2 separate regions of the Homo sapiens genome follow, and region 2 is linked to region 1. A link is a loop called in an ENCODE intact Hi-C map of the cell type or tissue named here. Cell type or tissue: psoas muscle. All regions are shown on one strand. Each heading gives the region's core, and the rest is flanking DNA. Links, peaks and the distances in the headings are about the cores only.

Evidence for each region. Peaks named below come from ENCODE experiments on the same cell type or tissue, not always from the same donor. Only the 100,000 strongest peaks of a DNase experiment are listed, where the experiment ranks them.
Region 2: it touches region 1 in a loop (3-fold over the local background); 3 of 110 quality-filtered maps call a loop at or near these places.

The regions. Positions count from the first base shown.
Region 1 is chr3:114,619,484-114,630,519 of GRCh38, reverse strand. The region is part of intron 6 of ZBTB20 (zinc finger and BTB domain containing 20); the gene reads left to right. Among named protein-coding and RNA genes, the nearest start is that of MIR4796, 120 kb to the left of the region's middle. In psoas muscle, for the core only: no CTCF peak of the experiment used is centred there; DNase peaks (open chromatin) are centred at 2,579, 5,499 and 6,339; H3K4me3 peaks cover 5,271 bases; H3K27ac peaks cover 7,635 bases.
Region 2 is chr3:114,757,000-114,768,035 of GRCh38, reverse strand. The region is part of intron 5 of ZBTB20 (zinc finger and BTB domain containing 20); the gene reads left to right. Among named protein-coding and RNA genes, the nearest start is that of MIR4796, 19 kb to the right of the region's middle. In psoas muscle, for the core only: no CTCF peak of the experiment used is centred there; no DNase peak of the experiment used is centred there; H3K4me3 peaks cover 1,349 bases; H3K27ac peaks cover 940 bases.

The sequences.
Region 1 (11,036 bases), core at 1,242-9,241:
TGGCAGGTAGCAGCTACCCCTAGCACCCACCATACACACACACGTACACACACATGTGTACACACACATTGGGCAATTTATAGCAGAGTGCCTCAGATGAGATACATCCCTGTAAATAGCTTTCATTAGCACCCTAGAGTGCAGGTGCTACTGATGCAGCTCCCCAGCAACTTCTCTGCCATCCAATGAGTTATGGCTGTGTGTTGTCCAACAAGGTCTGGATCCTGGTCCAGGGGTCCAGGAGATTTTTGTCTTGAGTCCTACAATGTCTAGATCTCAGTCCAGGGATGGAGGAGACTCTTCCTTGGATATGCTATCTTAGCCCTGCAAATAATGGCTGTTCCTTACATTTGTTATTCTTCTATTCTTTTTTATTTTTTAAGACAAGGTCTCGCTTTGTCACCCAGGGTTGAATGCAGTGGCATGAACACAGCTCACTGCAGCCTCAACCTCCTGGAATCAAGCGATCCTCTCACCTCAGCCCCACAAGTAGCTGGGACTGCAGGCACACACCATCATGCTCGACTAATATTTTGTAGAAACGGCATTTCACCATTTTGCCCAAACTAGTCTTCAGCTCCTAGGCTGAAGACCCACCTCGGCCCTAAGTGCTGGGATTACAGGCATGAGCCCCTGCGCCTGGCCCATGTTATTCTTATATTCTTTAAAGTATTCTTTACTTCTTACTAGCTACTCTTATTACTTTAATCCCGTTATTATTAATAATTTAAACTAACTTTCTATTCAAATTGCTATATGGTCTCTGTATCCAAACAGGGCCTGACTGACACATACCCAAAGAATATTAAAATAATCTATATTCTTTGGGAGTAGGAGAAGATAAATATGATAAGTCATCTTTTTATAGAACAGATTAGTATTGGTACAATGTGCCTTATCTAGGGCTGGCTATTAGATGGACAAAAACTTTTGAGAATTTGCTGCTGCACTGAAAAGTGCTACAATAATAATAATATGGTGCTATATATTAGTCTAACTGTACATACAGTTTAAATATCAAATTTTTAAATATTTTACATGATTTTACTGAGACTTTTTAAAAATGTAAGCTATAGTGAAGCAAACAACAAAGGCTGTACTAAAAAATAATTTGTTGACCCTGAAAAGATGTTGCAAAATAATAATTCTATAATGTGAATTTGTAGATTATTAATGCTAGGATAATGATAGCCATCATTTATTGAGAACTGAGAAAATCCTCAGCACTTTATATTAATTTATTGGATCCTCATATTAATTAATAGAAGTGGATATTATTATCATCCCTATTTTACAAATGGGAAAAGAAAGACTTGGCAAGGTTAAGGAACTGGCCTGAGGTGATATATATAATAAATTTCAGAGCCAAAATTTGAATCTAGATCTGCCTATGAGCCCTGAATCTTAACCACTGCCCACTGCTTCCAGAATACTGACACTGAAGCAAATGGCAAGTCATTTGTGAAAACAAACCCAGGATACTTGTTTTTGTTGGTTTTCATCAAAGATCCAGAAAAAGAAACTCTGAAGTATCCCTAGAATGTATAGCACACCCTGAGATATTTCTGAGATAGCTAACCTATTACTTTTTTTTTAACAAAATATGGACAAACTGGATGAACATAGTGATCAAATCCCCAGAACCAAAGTGTTAACAGTCTATCAAAACCTAGCAGCCTTTATTCAGAGCTGAATTGAAGGCAGATGAAATATTAACAGCAGCTCTAGCAGCATAAAATGAAATATGAGATCCTGTATCAGAAATTATTAGTAACCTGTTAAAAGAAATGCTGAAAAATGGCAGTTACCAAATTAAAACTGGGAAACAGAGCCCAAATGGGAAATTTCAAAAAGTTTGGAGGAAAATAAATGACAGATCGTCCTCTTGGCTCTTATTAGTATGCCATCCTAAATCCTGCTTGGCAATGGGTGGTGGAGGTGAAATAAGAACTGCATTGCTGCCAGTGCTGGTCCTCAGATTTGTAGTCCTAAGTGTCTGTGATGGTGTCTGGGATTGATTGGAAAAGTAGTTAGAAGTTGGTAGCATTTTAGCTTTATCTAAGTTAAAGAGTGTGGAGACTCTTATTATGAAAGGCTTTCTCTCATTTGTGAATTGGCCCCTTTGCTCCACTTTTGGATGGCTGGCTTCCTCCATGCCCTGCTACACTAAATATTCTACATGGGAAAGCTATTTTCCTTAAACGCCTTCAAATTTAAAGCATCTATTTGGATATGTTGGTGTTTATGACTCAAAATATCTAGCATCAAATAAAAAAAGAGAGAGATTACAAATACAAAATACCAACTAGTAAATGAAGGACATATTTTTCCATTAGTAACTGAGAGCATAGAGATTACTATGAGCGGAGTTGTTGAGCAGTTGATGCCAAAGGGAGAAAAAAAAGGAAATGAGCTATAGAACCATAGAATCTTAGTGTTGGCAGAGACTATGGAGTTTATGCAGTCCTACCCTATCATTTTTCAATGAAGAGACTGAGACATGGGGAGTTAAGGGACTTGACTTGCCCAAGACACATAGTTGTTTACTGACAGTCAGGCCAAAAACATTTCCCAACTCCCAGCCCGGAACTCTACAGTTCAGCATGCTACTGCCGTCCTCTACTGAAAATTAACACTAACTCAGCCTGGAACATAGAAGAATTCAGCATCTGTGGGGAGTGAAAGAAAAGATGAATTTAGAGCTGGAAATCAATCTGGGAAAAGAAAAGAGGAAACGGATGATTTGTCATTGTGACTTGTTGGTCAAGGTTGTATAAGATATTTTGTGTCAGTTACTCCCCTGTGCATTCCTACAAAATACAATGGAATTATTTTGTTATAATTCCCCAGGGTTTATATTTATATGTACAGGTTTTATTTGCTTGGTGAATTCTCCATGTACAAGTCATCTCCAGGTGTAGATTGGTTTGTGGATGGCATTGCTATTGAACCTTGTCATTTACATGGGTCTGACTTTCCTTCTCTAACAGTAAAGTATGCTCCAGGGGAATCTTCTTCATGGGATACTCCTAACTGAGGGTCAGAAGTAGGCTTAAGATGTAAGAATTATCGTCTATTAACCCTTGTATTCTGATAATCTCATGGAAAACTTGGGCCATATGTGGGACTTTTAATCAGGCTAATGAATTAGGTAAAATAATTTTCTTTATTTGGAAGCGCAGAGTAATTTGAAGTAAACCAGTAGCAAATAAGATACAATAAACATGTCCCAATAGGATCCCCTGTGAAATGGCATTCTAGCAGTATAGATCTCCTAGTTTAGTCAAATATTTTTCAGAACAGAGCAACCAGAAATGAGAGAATCAGATAATATGATGAAAACTACAGATGGAATGCTTTGCATGAAAAGTGATTATATACAAGAGAGGGCTTAGGAGTGGGTAGGAGTAGAGTTGGAAAAGAGTGGGTAACTGAAATAAGAGAAGATAATGCTTGACCAGGTCTAGTAAAATATTCCCTGCCACAACCACTATTCCATGAAGAGATTGAGCCAAGAGGCCTGAATAAACTAACCTTAAGTTCAGAGTTGCCATTATTGTGGGAGGCATCAGGGAGAGCACATCCGGAATTGTGTTACACAGTAATCACTGCTGGGTGTCAGCATTCATCAGCCAGATGGTCAGACCCACAATTAATCAATTAGGCTGCGATGATCAACTGGACTACGTTTTCCCCTTTGGTAAAAAGCCCTCATCATGCGGTTAAGGCCAATAACACTTTTATCCTGTTGCTTTTGGAGAAGCTTCTAAAAATTCCTCTTTTCTTTTTTGGGCCTCTAGTTACTGGACAACTGTTAGGCTCCAAGTTGCTTTGACAACATAGATACCCAAATTCAAGGATTTCACATAATAGATTTTCAACATCCTGTGTCTTCAAGTATAATGTTTAACATACCCAGACAGAAATAATCTTTTTAAAGCAGCAGTGTAAGCAGTGTTACTCAACTGATTTTACTAGAGTCTTCATATTGATTCCTCTCAATCCAGTGGAACAACACTGGAGGGGGATTCTTTCACTGGATACTTATAAAGATGATATGATATGATAATCAAATAATATGAATAATAAGCAATTTACTGAATGTTCACCATGTGACAGGTACTGCTGAGATAAGGGTTAATGAACATTGATTCAGTGCTTACAATGATTCCATGAGGATGATAATATTATTTCCATTTCAAAGAGAGAGAAACTGAGGCTAGAAAGCTCATTTGCCCAAGATTAAACAGTTAGTAAATATGTGTTCAGATGACTTAATACCCTCTGAAATGAAAGCTGAAAGTTTATTTTACATTTCCTTACCCATATACATCTGTGCATCTCTGAGGGACAACATTTAGGAATATGTGGTGGGTCCTCATTACTCCTCTTAAAAGGACTTTAAAGAAATATTTTACTCGTGTTCCCGAAGTCTGTTGCTCTCCTTCTGTTTTCCATGCTGTTTTATTCTACATCATGTGACTTGAGATTGCTTTCTTCCTTCTTTATGGCCATTACTACCATTTCCTGATAGTTATCAGTCTCCACCTGGCATCTTCATCTAGATATGGTTTCTCTAAGTCTGTTCAGATACCAAGACTTTTTTTTATCAGTTGACTTATAGAGCAATTTGCCTCCTCTGAAACAAAATGTCTATCACTAATTTTTTTTATGTTGAACCTTGTTTTTCTATCTATTTTATTTTCCCTCTCCCCTTGCTATATTACAGTACTACTGCAGAGGGAGAAGTGTTTGAAGTCCTGTTAGTGGGAGCATCACTTCTTGATGGAGGTCTAATGGAGGTCTATGTTGGCCCCATTGAGTAGAAATATGGTCACAGTGTCATAGTTCCCCTATGTTTTATCATTAACTGGTAACTCTCTTTTCTCTAAGCTCTTCTCTACCCCCACCCAAGCTCAACTTAAAGAGTACTCCTCTTTAACCATTTCATACAGGCTATATACAGACACTATTAACCCAAATGTACACCTTTGAGATATCAGACTCATATTATTTTATGAAATATGAGGCTTTTCTTGCTATTTAACTGCAGTGCCTTGCATTTTATTTGTTTTGCTACTTACTGAATTGGGAAAACAGTACCAAAATACTAGGATAGTATATAGGAAGTCACCATTTCTTAATTCAAGTTTGGGAGCATGTGGAAGAAAAGACATTTCAGAAACCTTAATGAGCATCTTTTATCCTCCAGGGCTCTACCAGTGCCCTCTTTTTCTGACTGTGGTACTCTGTTTTGTCCTTGCTATGTTTGGTAGGCAGCTTTTTTTTTTCTCTTGATGCTTCTTTTTTTACAGTCCTACAATCTTCACCCCAGAGCTGATGAGGCGCTTTCATTTTGACCTGCAGTATTTCTGTGTATTGCAGAACAGAGCCCTGCCATCTAGACTGCCTTTCTGCTTCATTTTGCTCCTGACCTAAACCCCCCTGCTATTCCAGGCCTGGCCTCTCATGACCAGAGACTGCTGACTCATCCTGGCCTGTGCCAAGCTGTGCAGTCGCTTAGTGATGTGGACAGGAGTCGAAGGACTAGAATGAGATCACTGAACTCATTTCACTTGTTGCTTACGGTACAGTCCAGCATGAGCTGGAAATGTAGGAACCTCAGCCTCCCGAGCAGAAAGAGTAAGTAGATAAAACACACCGCATCACCAAGTCCTCAACAAGCAGTAGTCGGGTGGTGGGTGGGGGCTCGCTCTATCATGGCCGTGGCTAGGGCATTCTGGTTCATCAGGAGTTTTCCTTTGTCCTCTCTTCTTCCTCTTCTCCACAGTCGTACCCTTCCCCCCTTCCCTGAACTTCCCTTCTGAAAATGTCTGGATGGTACAGCAGTGATCTGGGCAGAAATGAAATTTGGCTAATAAGCAGCCTCTGCACAAAATTCTGGAACAGTGACACTGTTGAAATTGCTTAGTTTAGTTTGTCTACTGGGAACTCACATGAACTTCCCAACAGAATTCAAGGGGATGAAATCTTTTTTGTTCTGTTTTGTTCTCCTTTCCTTTTTGATTCTCTTTTTCTTTCTGTTTTGAGGGAGGTAGTTTCAGGAGACATGGCTGCATTCTGGTGTGGTGTAAAGTTTTCCGTCGGGAGACAATAATGTACATTCCTCTGGCAGGACGGGATGGGTTTTTTTTTTTTTTGTTTCTCTTACTGTTGTTTATTTATAAGACATTTCCTCCCAGTTAGTGGAAGTTAGATCGTAAGAGGCTCCAGTGATTTTCCTTCCACCTCCCCTCCCTAATTTCTGTGCTTCAGCACTCTGGAACACTGTGAACTCGACAAACTAATCAGAGCAGGGAGCTTAACAGCCAGGCCTGGACACCCTCAAGAGACTGTGTGCTGATTCTCAGTCGTCACTCCTTGGATCAGGAACCATAGTCCTGGTGAGTGGTGAGGTTCCAGAATTTGATGTGTCAAGGATTTTATTCTTGGTGTCTCTAAGGCAAGCAGGAAATAAAGGGTGTTTTTAAAACAAACAAACAAAAAATACAATTAAAGAAATACTACCAAACAGTCAAATGGAATGATGAAGATTTTTAGCGGGCACAACTTAGAGCACTCTACGGACAATGGCAGAGCCTTGAGGCTATGCTCAGGAGCAGCCTGTAGGCATAGGTTTCATACTGCCACCGATGGATGTCAGCCTTGACATGCCTAGCAAACATGCTTGTTGGGGGGAGGAAGATAGGTGAGTGGGGGCAGGGAGGTAGTATTCAGGGAGGTAGATGGGGGAAGTGAAAGTGGAATTAATTGTTCATTTGGAGTTTCACTCCACCAGCTTTCCATGCATTTCTGTTCTGAGTATTTACATTATGCTCACAGTACTTACATGCCTAGCTAAGCAGGAGAGAATATCTATAGTGGATGTAGAGCAAACATTCTTGCTAATACTGTTCTAAAGATCACTTTGCTAACAACTGGTTGCTTTTAAACGTTAGGGAACCTCCCCACACCCGACCTTTGGAAAATATGATTTGTCACACCCTCTTCTTTATTCTTCTGCATTCATAGTATCAAGCAGAAGAATGCAATGAGAATCCTTATTTGGTTCCCAGGAAATTTATCATCCTGCCACAGGAAAACTAAATGACTGTCCTCACAGTATTAAACCCAAATATAGTATTGTCCTCAATTTAAGGGACACTGATTGAATGTGCTCTGGGAAGTTGTCGAAGGAATGGAGTGGGGATGGTTGCATCCTGTCTGATGTGAGACTGGCAGAGGAGTCCACGGACCAGCTTTCATAGCCAAAATGTGCCTTCCACATCCTTCTTAATAACTCATACTCTCCCTAAAAGTAGAATTCCTGTTGGAATGTGTTTTTATCCTTTACCATCAGGTCCCTGCCTAGTTTCTTTTCTAGAGGTATTCCATCTTACTGGGTTTTCTCATCTTCTTTCTATTTCAAGAATCTGGCATGTTCATTAAGCATGGAAAAAACAAAAGACGAAACAAAAACCAAAAAAACATGGTGGCCATAAAAGCATTCGATTGTGTGGCAGCATCTGAAGTGAATTGCTTTTTGGAAAGAGGGGGAGTCTTTGATGTCGCCAATATGGTTCTCATAGGCTGAAACTTCCAGGAATCACAACCCAGCCTAAGGGGCACTTACTTGATGTTCTTAAATTTTAGGAAAGAGATGTTATTTTATTGTTTTGGTTGTCCTTGCTGTTAACACATTGCCAGTAGATTTCTCCTAGAAGTTTAAAATGCTTTAGCAATGGATGATTTTACATTTAACCAGATGTATATTGTATGTGCCTGTTGCATGTACTCTTGTCCAAGTAGGTACAGCGATCCAGCGTATTACATTGGTACTCAGCTTTGGAATTTTGTTTGCTATACTGAGTGCTTCAGATTCTTAACCACAGAACTCATACATGCTCATATAGCCCAAGTTTCCTATAGAGACTGACCCCTGCTACAGCCTTATCAGGTTTGTCAGTGGCCTCTAGGACAGAGTCAGCTTCCTATCACAATTCCTATAGTTTGTGAGGCACATTAAATTCATCAGCTGTCATTGTGATAGAAAATAGTCTCAGAGTTTTATTAGGGCTAGTATGGTAAAAGTTTAATGTTATATTAATAGTAAAGTTTGCCTATTGTAGTTAGCTCGTGTTAGGACTATACTATTTATATGTATAATATTTCTTGGGTAATTTTCATTAGTTATCTTGTTTTCTAAAGAAAAAAAGTTGAAAGGGAAATGGTGTTTACAATACGTTATAAAAAATGTAACTAGCTCTTAGGCCATTACCACCAAGACCTACATAGGAGGTTAACATTCCTCAGTTAATATTCAAACTGCCCAGACTCCCAGGAAAACTGTCTCATAGTTTCTGGTAGGGATGTCTATTAGAACTGCGTTGAAGGCAAGCTAGATCTCTAACACTTTGAAAACATGTTATTAATGACTACATATGAAATTATATAAGCAACTTTAAGAAGAGAATAGGTGAAAACAAATATTTAAGAGTATTCCCAAGACATGACATTTAAAAAAATATAATCTGCCAGAGAGATTTTTCTTATAGTTGCTAAGGCTTGGAGTTCCAAGTGGTCGTGGAAGAATTTCATGACTAAATTGAAATATATAAGAAGTCAGAATTTGATTAGTGTACCTCTGATACAAAGGCAAGACGATGTATTTTTTGTGCTTCAATGGCTATATTAATATTACTTATTTTTTCAATACCTTGATCATAAGCCTTCACAATGCACTGTCAATAACTCAATTTCCTAGTGCTCACCTGGAAATTCTAATTTCATTAAATTAATGAGGATGCATGTTGTGAAATGTGTATTTTCTTGCGTGCATATTTTAGCTGTAAGTACTTCCTATATGCTATATTCATTTAATTAGGCAGTCGCAGATATACACAAATCAAATTGCTAAATAACAGAATTGTTGTTACCCCAATAAGAAATTGTTCTTTCTTATTTATATAGAAGTGGTTTTTAGTATTTATGTGATTCCCCTAAGAAAGACATATATTTTAAAAACTTAAAAAGGAGTTGATTGCTTGTATCATATGATTGTATATGTATGTTAGCTTATAAATGCCTACATATACGCACAACCATATATCTATATTCAGCTATTAAAAATATGACCAAATTCTAGCCAGGCTTACTTGCCTTTGATTTCAGTCAAATGTTTTGGTCATAATGACCATAAATGAAATGTAGCTGACTTTTTATCACACTGACAACACCGAAAGTTTACACAAATATTTATGAACAGTATTTGCAAAAAGAAAGATGTAGTTAGCTGATAAGTTTGGTAATTATCCTTCAGCAAATATACATATTAGCTTATCAACCTAAATTCTATTATGTACAGCTTCAAAATATTAATTGCTATATATATAAAAGTTTAAAATTAAGTAGAAAGAAATTAATTGATATCTTAAAATTGAGCATATGTTTAATGAATTCATTTTATTTTATAAGGCTGAGTACATATACAGATGATCCCATTTTAGTTTCTCAGCTATTTTACTATATGTTAAATATTTTGATGCTGTATTTACATATTAGCATCAGCAACCATAATTTTTCTGATAACTTTTCAAGATCAGCCAAATCATATCCTTGACAAGTCACACTTTTTCTCTGAAGTTTTCCATAAAACCCAAATTAAAAGTGATCTGACACTGGTAGCATTTTACAAATCTACCTTCATTTAGCATTTATATATGCTTTTAAGTTGAAGTTTTTTCTATATATGAAACTGCAAGTGGTTAGAGGGCAGGTTTTGTGTTTTAGGTTTGTTAATTTCTCTCCCAACCAGTGTCAGATTGGCTCAGTCTGAGTGGAGGATCAATGAATAGGTGATGAATGAATGGATATCTACATGTCAGTGCATTGACAGTGAATACATCTTGCTTATCATAGTGAAAGAAACAGCCGGACACAGTGGCTCATGCCTGTAATCCCAGCACTTTGGGAGGCCGAGGCGGGCGGATCACCTGAGGTCAGGAGTTCGAGACCAGCCTGATAAACATGAAGAAACCCCCTCTCTACTAAAAATACAACATTAGCCGGGCATGGTGGCGCATGCGTGTAATCCTAGCTGCTCGGGAGGCTGAGGCAGGAGAATCGCTAGAACCTAGGAGGTGGAGATTGCAGTGAGCCAAAGTCGTGCCATTGCACTCCAGCCTGTGCAACAAGAGCAAAACTCCATCTCAAAAAAAAAGAAAAGAAAAGAAAAAAACATGTCCATGTCTAGAACACAAATTGGCAGAGTCTTCTATATCTGAGCCTCCTTAACTCCCACATTAGATCTTCCAACTATCTGACAGCATTTCCAACCATTTACTAAGATTGCTAAGGTTCCCCACAATGCTTGGGTAATTTCTGATGGAACATGGGATCTTCAGTTTGCAGTAGTTCCATTCATTTTCCTGGACTTATGAGGGTGACCGAATATCCAGCTTGGTCAGCTCATGTAGTCAGAAAGTACCAGACTTACCTATAATGCATCATATTAACCAACAGTCCCTCCAGCTTGTCAATACTTGTTCTTCCTTTCCTCAAACTTCCACATCCGTGGAGGTCAGGCTGATGTCAGTTATGGAAAGGCATGAAGACTGGCTATGGATGCCCTGTGAACTAGACAGGAGAGAGGCGGGGCAGACATACAGCACAATAAAGAGCAGGGGCAAGAAGACTGGCAGCCAAATCATTTGCACTGTCTTAACAAGCACTAATTAAATGCCCTGTTTGAGGTAAATAATAGCTGAAAATAGCCTACTGCAGTTGTTTCTCATCAATGAGTAGAGAAATAGGTGGAATCACTTAGTGCTGTTTCATTCATTAAGCTGCAGCACACTAAGCCTTCTTCAGAGGAGAGGGGCACCAAGTCGAGCTAGCCTCTAAAGTACCATTTGCTAAATGCCCATTCTAGCACCCTAGATGGTATTGTGCTGACAAGAATCACATCCAGAGAGTAACTGCATGTACTACAAACTGACCCTAATAAACAATTTAAAAAAAAAACCCAAAATATTGTG
Region 2 (11,036 bases), core at 1,440-9,439, 140 kb before region 1:
TGAATTTCAGAGTTTATATAAGCCCTTTGAAAATGTATGCAAATATACTTTATATTTTATCTAAATGTATACTTTATATGTATTTGTAAATATGCTTTTTCTTTCTCCCCACCCCTTCCTTGGAGAGAAGGTTGATAAGTTTCATTTATTCTCAAAGGACCACATGAGATTAAAAACACTTGGAACTGTTGAGTTAGAGCTATTGGTACCAAAGTGAGCATCAGCTGGAGAAAGAAATTTTCCTTTTTTCCCCTTTTTCCCAACTATCCTACTTGTGTCCCAGACATTTGGATTGGGGTGGGAAGCAGAGAAGGAAGATTAGAGGGCCAGCCAGTGGGGAAAGGATGAGAAAATACCTCTATAATGGCTTTACCTTTTTTTTCTTTCCTTCTTTCTTGCTTTTTAACTCACTTTTTTCTCCTTTCTCCCTCCCTCCTCCCTTTCTGTTTCCTTCCTCCCTTCCTTCCTTTCTCCCTCACTTCCTTTCTTCTGTCCTTCCATCTTTCCTCCCTTCATCTCTCCTTCTTCCTTTTTCTTTTCAATATTTCTCTTCATAAGGTAAAATTTAATCAAGGACTTTTAATTAAGGGCCCATTTTATTTTAGTGCTGTGGCATATTCCTTTACTCATCTGCTTCTCATCACTTGATGCTGATTTTATTCATTTTATCACCATCCCAGTTTTGAGAATATCCTACTCTGTTCTGCAGAAGTACTAGTGCTCTGCAGAAGTTATTTCTGTAATAGAAAATCCATAGAAATCAGTGGGAAAAAAGGTAGTATCTATGCAAAACCTATTCCTTATCTTCGTTTTTAACATTTTGGGTCCCTACTTGAATATCATCATCTAAGCCAACATTTTTCCAATGAATAAAATAAAGAGACTAATTAATTTATGAATTATTTAAGATAGAAAATGGGTGAAATTAAGCTGTAATTCTTATATTTGCTGATATAATTCAGTTACTTTAGATATGTAGACAAGACCATCTCCAACTTCTATAGAGAATTGAAAAAGAACTCAGGTTACATTTTTAACCATCTTGAACAAGAACATCCTATTACCATAAAGAGGGAATAGCTCTCTTCACTTTTTCATTTCATCCAAGTATCTTTGTACCATTGTTTATTTTCTTTAGAGAGAATGAGTTTGGGAAAGAAAGAAAAAGGTGATTATGTTATCATGGATTTCTGTTGTCAGTTAAAAATGTTGCAAAGCAGTTTTCTTGTAGGGTTTGAATTTTCTAGTTGGATTGACTTGGCTGTCAGAAAGTCAAGTAGATCTTTCTTCTCCCAGATTAAATTGATAATTGGCTGAAATAAAATGTTAAGAACAATTAGTAGGGGTAGAATTTTAAAGCTATTTAACAGAGCAAACAAACTTCATAGGGCTATTTTGTGTGTGTTTTTTTAAACTTCTCCAGGGAACACATTGTATAACGCTATAACTTCCTGTTCCATGAAGTATTTCTTCATTGACCTACCTGCAGTAACAGCTTAGCTTATACACACACACACACACACACACACACACACACACACACACATTTCCATCCCACTATTGAATCCTTTTGAAGAAAAATCAAGGTACAGTCTCTTATTCATGCAAAAGCATTTAAGAGCACCTGTTTTAAAGATTAGAGCTTAATTCTTGCACTAGATGTTTTCAACTTCTTGTTTAAATATGGGAATGTTACTGTTTCTTGTCTTTCTTACCTGTCTACAGGCTTTTTTATCCGTTTCTGTGCCCATTTCAGATTGATAACACTCTCAATACCAGCTAGCCTTCTCATATTCCCTCTGCTGTTGTTTCTGCCCCTACCTTCTCTTACTCTTGCTTTGTTCAGTCCTCTCATGTTTCTCCATTCTTCATACTTAGAATTCTCTTTAACTTCTCATCTGGATGAATGCCTTTTAATTTTTATGTAGATTCAAACCCCATTTATTAGTAGTTTTCTTCTAAGTAGACAACCTCTTCTTTACCCAGAACTTCTCTTTGTAACCGTTTCATCCATATTAGGCTGTGTATTTTAAACAAACAAATAAAAATAAGTTGATATTTATCTTCCTTCTTAGTCAAAATGCTTCTTGGAGGTTGGGGACTCTTTCTTTGACGTGTTCTGTAGAGTATATTTCAGTTTGTCTTTTTAGTAAAGATGGCAACATCTCATTGGATTAGGAAAAATTGAAAACCATATGTTCCATGTAAAGAAATCATTTATTGTTTCGATATTTGTGCCACTCAAACACTGAATGCTTTATTTCTGCAAAAGCATATTGATTCGTTTTCTGCAATGAATCTTATATTTTTCAACCTTCTTAAACAATATATTCTGAACTTGATTTAGTCTTTACATGATGATTTCCTGATAATCATTATTGTATTAGTTTCCTAGGGCTGCCATAATAGAATATCATAAATTGGGTTGTTTAAACAACAGAGATTTATTGGATCACAGTTCTGGAAGCAAGAAGTCTGAGATCAAGCTATTAGAAGGGATGGTTCCTTATGAGGGTTGTGGGAGGGAATCTGTTTCATGCCTCTTGCTTAGTTTCTGGAGTTTATGGCAATCGTTGGAATTCCTTGACCTGTAAGGCATCTCCCTGATTTCTGCCTTCATCTTTAATATAGCATTCTCCCAGTGTATGTGTGCCCATGTCCAAATTTCCCCTTTCTCTACAGGCATAAGTCATACTTGAGTAGAGAACCACCTTACTCCATTACGACTGCATCTTAATTAGGGACCCTATTTCCAAATATGGTCATTTTCTGAGATACTTGGGGTTAGAAATTTAACATATGAATTTTGGGAGGGCACAATTAAACCCATAATAATTATGAACACTATTTTTTGTGCAGAGCTTTACCACAATGATTTCTGCAGGACTCAATAATAGAGATGTTTGCAAGCTGTACATAGTTCTTAGCTTTGCATACTTTTATTTCTCCCTCACCTCCTCTGTCTCCTCTTCATTCTGAGATAGAGCCATCATTTCTTACAGATATCATTGTACTTTCTTCCGAAAGTGTTTTCTTCCCATGTAATATGAATGGAGGGTCCAGATTACTGGTGTTACTGTGTATTAAAGAAGAATAAATTGGTTCCAAATTAAAGTCTCCTTGGTAAGTAATGATGTATTTGGGCAACAGCGTGTACCTTATGGCATTTCTTTTCATTTCCCAAGGGCTCTATTTTCCCTCTTCTGGGTTTTTGACTATGTTAACTTGAGATAACCCTATAAATGAATATAAGATTGCTGGATACTAAGGTACCAATATATTATTTTCTCCTTACAGAAAACTAAAGAAATATATCTCATAGAAATACTAGAAATTGGTGATCTTGTTTACTAATTGCTCAAGATTTTGCTCACTGATATAGGAAAATCACAGTTCCCTTTTGGGTACTATAAGATGTGAAATTGGATTTTTACAGTGTCTGTTAGACTTCCGTCATTCAATAAACATAATACTAGAGCAGAATTGAGTTGAAATCAAATGTTGTGAGTGGGTAAGGTAATGTGCACATCCAGTTCTCAGCAGGTGGTTCTAAGCAGGATGCGGGGCCTGCACCCCAAGCTGCTAACCTATCAAGGGTAGCCCATGTGGTTCTGAGGGCACCGTGCTGATGAGCACCCACTGTGGTTCTGATTTTGGCAGCCACGGCTGAATCGAGTCTTTGATCTTTGGAGTGACTTCTGCCACAGTGAGCATATCTGTTTGTTTTGCCCCTCCCTTTGGTCATTATTCCAACCTGGCAGTACAGGACAAAAAAAAAAAAAAAGAGAGAGAGAGAGAGGTAGAAGGGGGTTGTGAGAGGATACTTCAGGAACATGGCTGTACCAAGTATGAAAAAGCTGCTTAAAAATTCTGGCTCTGAAAGCTCATGCATAACATTTTTGCTGACTCATTAATGAATACATTTTATTTTATGTGTCATTCAACAGCCTGCTAAAAATCACTTTTTCTGATTATATTTTCTCATTACTGGGGTTTTGAATCCATCATAAAATGCAGCCAGCCACACAAAGAAAAGGCAGTCCTGCTCCCTGTCTTTTAATAGTCTTCCTTCATAAGTGTCTGAATATGCTTGAAAACATTTACTTCTTACGCTTTGATATTTTAAAATCAATTCCTCTAATATATTTGAAAATCAGCTTCAGAGGTTTGATTACATTTTAATTTTATTTATTTATTTTTAATTGAAAAATAATTATGTATTTTTATGGGGTACAATGTGATATTTTGATCTGTGTATGCATTTTAGAAATATTTAATCAAGCCAATTAATATATTCATCACCTCACTTGCATGTATGACATTTTGTTGAAATCTTTCAACAGATTTTGTAATAATCTCTATTTATTCCAATATACTGTTTAATGAAAAACATAAAGATGACTATTCTCATTTTATAGCTGAAAAAAATGGAGACACTGAGGTACTATATATGCTATTTAAGGTTGTAGCAGAGTTAGTGTCATTCTAACAATTTAAGTTTTCATTCTTATATTTGGGGATTTCTATATTCTATGTTCTATGCATATGTTCTATGCAATGATCAAAACACTTGATCCACATTATCTTAATAATATCATTGAGGTATCATAGATAAAAAGTAAACTGAGACATAGAAAAGCATTAAATTACTTGTAGCAAATCTCATAGCAAGGTCACAGGGAAGCTGATACAATCTTGGACTTCTTCTTATGGACTAGCCATGACTAGTTTTCTGACAAGAAACATTTTTCTCCTTTTGAGAATGTGAAGGTCGAAGATTTCCACTGAGAAAGCAATGCCTTAAAGTACTCTGAGAAAACTTTAGATTTTTAACTCTCAACCAAATATACAGCCCATTATATTGATCATCACTTAACAAGTTTAAAATACGTGAGTTCTAAACTTCTTGTTTAGAAAAACTGGGATTAAGTCACCTTTTTATTCCTTCATTATCTAGGTCTCACTAAGTAAAACATTTTAAGGTGTCAGGTATTTATATAAAGTATGTGAAAATATATAAGTTTAGGAATTAGAATGTATGTGAAATTTATTTGGGAAAAATAGCATCTACTTTGAAATGTGTCTGTCATAACTTCTGTTTGTCATCATTTTCAATTAGAAGACAAGGTTTTCCTATATAAGGCTAGAGACTCAGACAGCCAGTAAGGAAGGAGGGACCAAACAGGCTAAAATTTTACTAAGTTGTAACCAATCCAGGTATCATGAAGAAAGAGTACGTGAAGTTGTCTTCTATACTTTTAACTTCTATGAATTAGGATTTTCATTTGAGAAATAAACAGATTCTAGAACGCCCTGGCTTCCCAGGAGGTGCCACTAGGTTAGTATGGCTCAGACGGATGCTCATTAACTCATCTGCTGGTTTTCCCATACAAAATATCTCAGCCAATATCCATAGAATAAACACCAATAATTGAGGGTCCAGGCAGTCCTTTATCCCAAATCAGAAACTTTACTTACACACACAAGCAAATGAAGAGAGCCTCCTTGCAGCTCCTCCATAAAGAAATACCACCATTTCATCTAGAACCAGCTTTATCACCAAAAATAAATGTTCTGTTTCATGGATATTTGTGCCATAGTTTAGGTCAAGAATTATGGGTGGCTGGACTTAGTCAATGTCAAGAGAGAAGAAAGAATGTGGAGAGGGCATCAGAGTGCCCGGAGTTGGCAAATGCTGGCAGTTAGCTGTAAAGTTAGCAGCATGGGATTATTTGAAAAGAGCATATGATTATACTGAGTGGTGGCTTCCCCAGTGAGTACCAAATAAGCTTTTTCATCTACATTAAATACAATGTAATATTGTATTAATCACTTGGAAAAACAAGAATTTTTTCTATTATTAACTGGTGAGTTCCTGTGTCATCTATCTCTATTTTGTCTGTCAGCTCTGCTTTCTTAAACACAACCAGTTCAACTATATTATTAACATCTTCAAAGGAAAACCCTCCCAGACTACCAAGGCTAATTTGCTTTAGCTAAGATTTATTTACATTTATTGTCTAAGATAGGCTTCAATAATATATGGTCATTTGGTCCAGAAACAGTAAGTCTTAGTTGTATGTGGTAATCTTTAACTCTGAATACTTCAAATGCCATATATTTTACACCTATTCTGGGCTAGATTTTGTGCTATGCACATTAAGCATATCATTTTCTTTCTTTTTTTTTTTTCTTTTTTTTTGAGATGGAGTCTGGCTCTGTCACCCAGGCCAGAGTGCAGTGGCATGATCTCGGCTCACTGGAACCTCCATCTCCCAGGTTCAGGCGATTCTCCTACCTCAGCCCCCCAAGTAGATGGGATTACAGCTTTCTGCCACCACCCCATCTAGTTTTTGTATTTTTATTAGAGACAGGATTTCACCATGTTGGCCAGGCTGGTCTCGAACTCCTGACTTCAGGTGATCCACCCAGCTCAGCCTCCCAAAGTGCTGGGAATACAGTCTTGAGCCACCGTGCCCGGACTTATTTTCTTTAATTTTCACAACATAAACATTACTTGTGACTGTGTAACTATAAAGTAATAAATCTGATTTTTGGTGGACATTAGTTGCCCTGGTCTCATTGTGTAGAATGAATTCACATAGTGTATATCTAGCTTCTCTACTTGTGAGTTTCATAATATACTAAATGGAGGTGGTAATAGTACCTAACATATAATGTTACTGTGGGAATTAAATGAGATACTATATGTAAAGTCCTTAGATTAGTCCCTAGCATATAGTCAGCACTCAATGAATGTTAACTATTATTATGTGTAAGCATTGTGGGAATAAAAATCAAACATTTACTGATAAGTGCTCAGTATATAGTAGGAGCTCAATACATACATATTTAATGAATTAATAAACTTTGTAAATTCTTTAAATGGCTAGATGTTACTGAACTATGGTAAATAGTATTCTGGCTGTTGCCTTACACTGTTAAATATAATATAAAGCAAAATGTTAAATAACACCAAGAATTCTGTATAGTTTCTAGGAGTATTTACTATCTATGAAAGAGCTTTTTGGGGGTTTAGGAGTATTATTTCCTTTCTCATTTAACATTTGCACTCTTAGTCCCATATAGCATGTGCTATCTGACTAGAAGTAGATGTGTGACCACAAAATGGACACAGATTTTTCCCCTTCCTTTAACAGTCATGCAAATATGATTTATCTTATGGTACAGTGAAAACAGAAGCAGTAGAAGCCTGCCCATAGTAAAAGAAGATAAATAGGCAAGAAAACACAGAAAGGCAGTGTGTGTCAAGCATGTTTCATGTTTGCCTCAGAGAACTGAAACACACAAAGTGAGAAAGACATGTATGTTACTATGTGCCAGTGCTAGAGATGCTGCATGCTTTTTTGATGATATCAAGACATTATAGTTTTGGGGAACATTTGTTTCTTAATAAGTTTATTTTTAAATCCTGCAATATTTACCATCTGAAACATTTATCTGAAATTGTCATGTATTAAATCCCATCTTTTCTAGAACTGGTGCTCTGCTTCTAGTAACAGTTTGAGAAAGGGTTCAAAGGTTTGCCTCTCCCTAGAATGTTCTTCTCACCACTGGTACTTCTACCCAACCTTTACAAATAGTTGATGCATCACTTCTAGGAGGCCCATCCTACATGTTTATGTATATTTGTGTCATTGCTCTGGCTATATTGTATTACAGTTTTCAGTTGAGATGTGTGTTTTCTCTTTTAGAGTCTGGTGACTAAATTGTGAGCTTCTTGAATAACGAGGCTGTGCTTTACTTATCTCCAATATTATTCAGTTCCTGAAATAGAGTAGATGCTCAATAAATATGTATCCAATAAATTAATAAATTTGCAGTCTCAAACACAGGCATATATTCTTATATAAGATTAAGGACATTAATAAAATTTTTTTATTTGTATGTTCCTAAAGTGATTGTGAATCTTTGGAAATTGTTTATGAACATATTAATATGTTTCTTAGTGCTCTAGTCACTTTGAGGGAAATTTTTTAATCTTTGAAAAACATATTTTTTAATCTCTGTATATTCTTTTTTACCCCGAGCATTACTTTTGCATAATGGACTCAAGTGTGTTGTCAATTACTGATTATTTGGTTGAGCCACACAGAAACTGTTAGAAATCCTTATTTTTATTTGCACACTATCTGTTTGGTGGCTTTGTTCAAGCCCATGGATTGTCAGTTAAATGGAAAAGTCTTACTTTCAAGCAAAATTCTCAGCATTTAATACAGTGTGTAGCATATATTTGGGAGTCAATAAATGTTCATAGAATGCATGAACAAATCAGTCATTGTTGCAAACTGATTTGAGGATGAGGTATGAGATTTTTTTTTTAAGGCTAAATGAAATGCCCAGTATCACATAGCAGGATAAGAGAAAATCTGACACTCATAACTCATACTTCTGTGTTTCCAGACTGTTACCCAAGCTCACTGAGAAGTGCAGTATATGTCTGATTTCTCAACTTCACCCTGCAGTAAACTTTTGCAATCCAGAGGCTAGAGACCTCTTTTGTGAATGTTGTCTGCCCAATGACTGTGTTGGCACCAGGGAGTCCCTAGCAGATAAAGTGGAGGAACATATGGTTTCCATCTGAATACAAATTGGTGGACATAACGTGGTAATTCAACTGAGATGTCCTCTATATTGTAAACTGAAAGAGTATGATTAGAGGTGTTTATAAACGGCATCTGAATTCCCCCACACCCCTCCCCATCCCCTTTCCACTGTAGTTTTATCTGTCTGAATCATAGCAATCTAGCCTCCCAGCCTCACTGCATTATTTGTGAAAATGGCCAGTGTGAGGAATTATTAATTAAAGCTAACAAATCACCCTGACAAGCTGTGCCCTGGCATGGCTGAAGGTTGATTGGCGAAAGTCTTCTCCTTTGGAGAAAAGACTTTTTGTGCTCGTGACGCAGTCAGGGACGGATTATTGAATATGCAAGTTAGAAGAAAAATCACAGGACAAGCAAATTGAGTATTTACTGGCAAATAATTGCACTCTTAAGCTGTGGCTCTCTTCCTAAATTCTTAACATTCTCGAGGGTTAGAAAGAAACACAGAAAAATGCATCGGTACAGAGTACATTTCAAAAAAAATACATAGACTGATGTTTCAGACTTGTGCAGGTAAGTGTGATTGTGTGTGCATGGAAAGTGAAAGAACAAGGGAAAGCAAAGGAAAGATAAGGGAAAAAGCATAACTGTTAGTCTGGTGAGTTTTTAAAATCAACTTGTTTATTGGAGCTCAGCGTATTTCTGAGTTGGAAATTTAGTTTCAGTGCTGCATTTATTGTGAAAGTTAGAGACGTGAGAATGAGAGAGGATTTTCTCAAAGTTGTTTGTCTTTATTAGCAGAAGAATATGTTAATGTTTTGTCCCAATAGTAATTATAAATTTTGTTCAGATATTTGTGGATATATGTGTAAAATTATCACTTGATTTAAAGATCTTTAGTTATTTTCAACATTGTTGATTATGACACGTCATACAGTGTTTCGAACATATTTGGGTACAACTATTGCATTTATTTTTAAAAGTAAACACTGTTTTCATTAGGACCAAGCTAATCCTTATTGAGAATTTCTAAAGGGACATTATAGTTTTGGAATACTTAAACTTCAGACGTCTATAATAACTAAAGTGTCCTTATTGTCAATTGTGTGGTCTTTTTATCTGTAATGTTAATCAGACTGCTAAGTTTTGTGGACATCGTAAGACAGGAGAGACTAGTTCAGAGGTCTTTCAGGAATAAATTTAAATACATAGAAATATGAGTGTGCAAATGAAGGTTAATTCCATGTATAAAATATAGACATTAAGAAACAGAGATACTCTTACAAGTACAGCTAGGTTATGTGAGCAACATTACCAGAATATATATATCCATTGCAGATGAATTGCATATTCTGTGATAACCTGGAAAATGCGCTTTCATCGACAACAAACTGTTTTTGAAATGAAAGTAAGTGACTGGAAAAATAGTGCTTTTGGCTTTTAATAACTATGAAAAACATTGATTTAAAACAAAGGCATAATCATAATTTAAACTAAATTAACTAATTAATAATTGCAAGATGTTTTAACAATATAACATCTACATGATACTAGTAATAGGAATAATAATAAAAATGGAAAATCTGGTAATCACACAGAAATTAATCAGATGACTCTCATGTTTTAGAAAATCAGAATTTTAAAATATAAATAAATAAAACATATGTTGCCTTCTAATCTATTCCTTGAGCCAAGTAATATTGTATTGGTTAGGATTTTTCTCTTACTATATCCTATTTTATTAAAAAATGTAATTTGTCTTGGTATAGGGAATAGAGCTCATAAGAAAGTTTAGAAAATATATTTTTTAAAGGTTTAATTCCCACTGGATCACATTCTGTCCTCAGATTTCAAGAGGCAGCCTCCTTAAAGTTTCCTGTGACTATTTGAGGGCAAAATTTGGTCCATTATTTAGAAATAGCAAAGGGGGCATTTAAAGCATATGTTCAGAGACTTAACCATCTGCCTGCTTTATTATGAATACCACAGAGTTATGAGAAATTGGAAGGACTCAAAAATTGAACCAGAGTTCTATGCAAGATTTTAAAAATACAGCACTCTGATTTTTAAAAAAATGTTTTGCAACCACCTACTTTTGCTAAGTATATCTTATTAGTCCTCTATGTAAGAATAGTATTATTCCACCTTTTTGACGTATGGTAAGTGAATGGCAAAGTATAGTTGAGTGACATGAACCTATAGAAAGTTAAGCATAATCCTTTCTCTCTGATTTAACCCACTAAATATGAATACCTGTGGAGTTTTAGACTTGTCATCAGTGAAACTCACAGTGACTTAGAGAAACACTATAAAATGGTGACTGCTGGAACAAAAATGAAGTCCAGCTGCTAGTTTCTGGGCTGTCTACAAATGAGTTGCAAGAGACATGCGGAGGCCAGACTAAAGAGCCCTTCTGTAATCCAACTGTGATGTAATGAAAGTATGAATCAGCTATTGGTTGCCCATGCT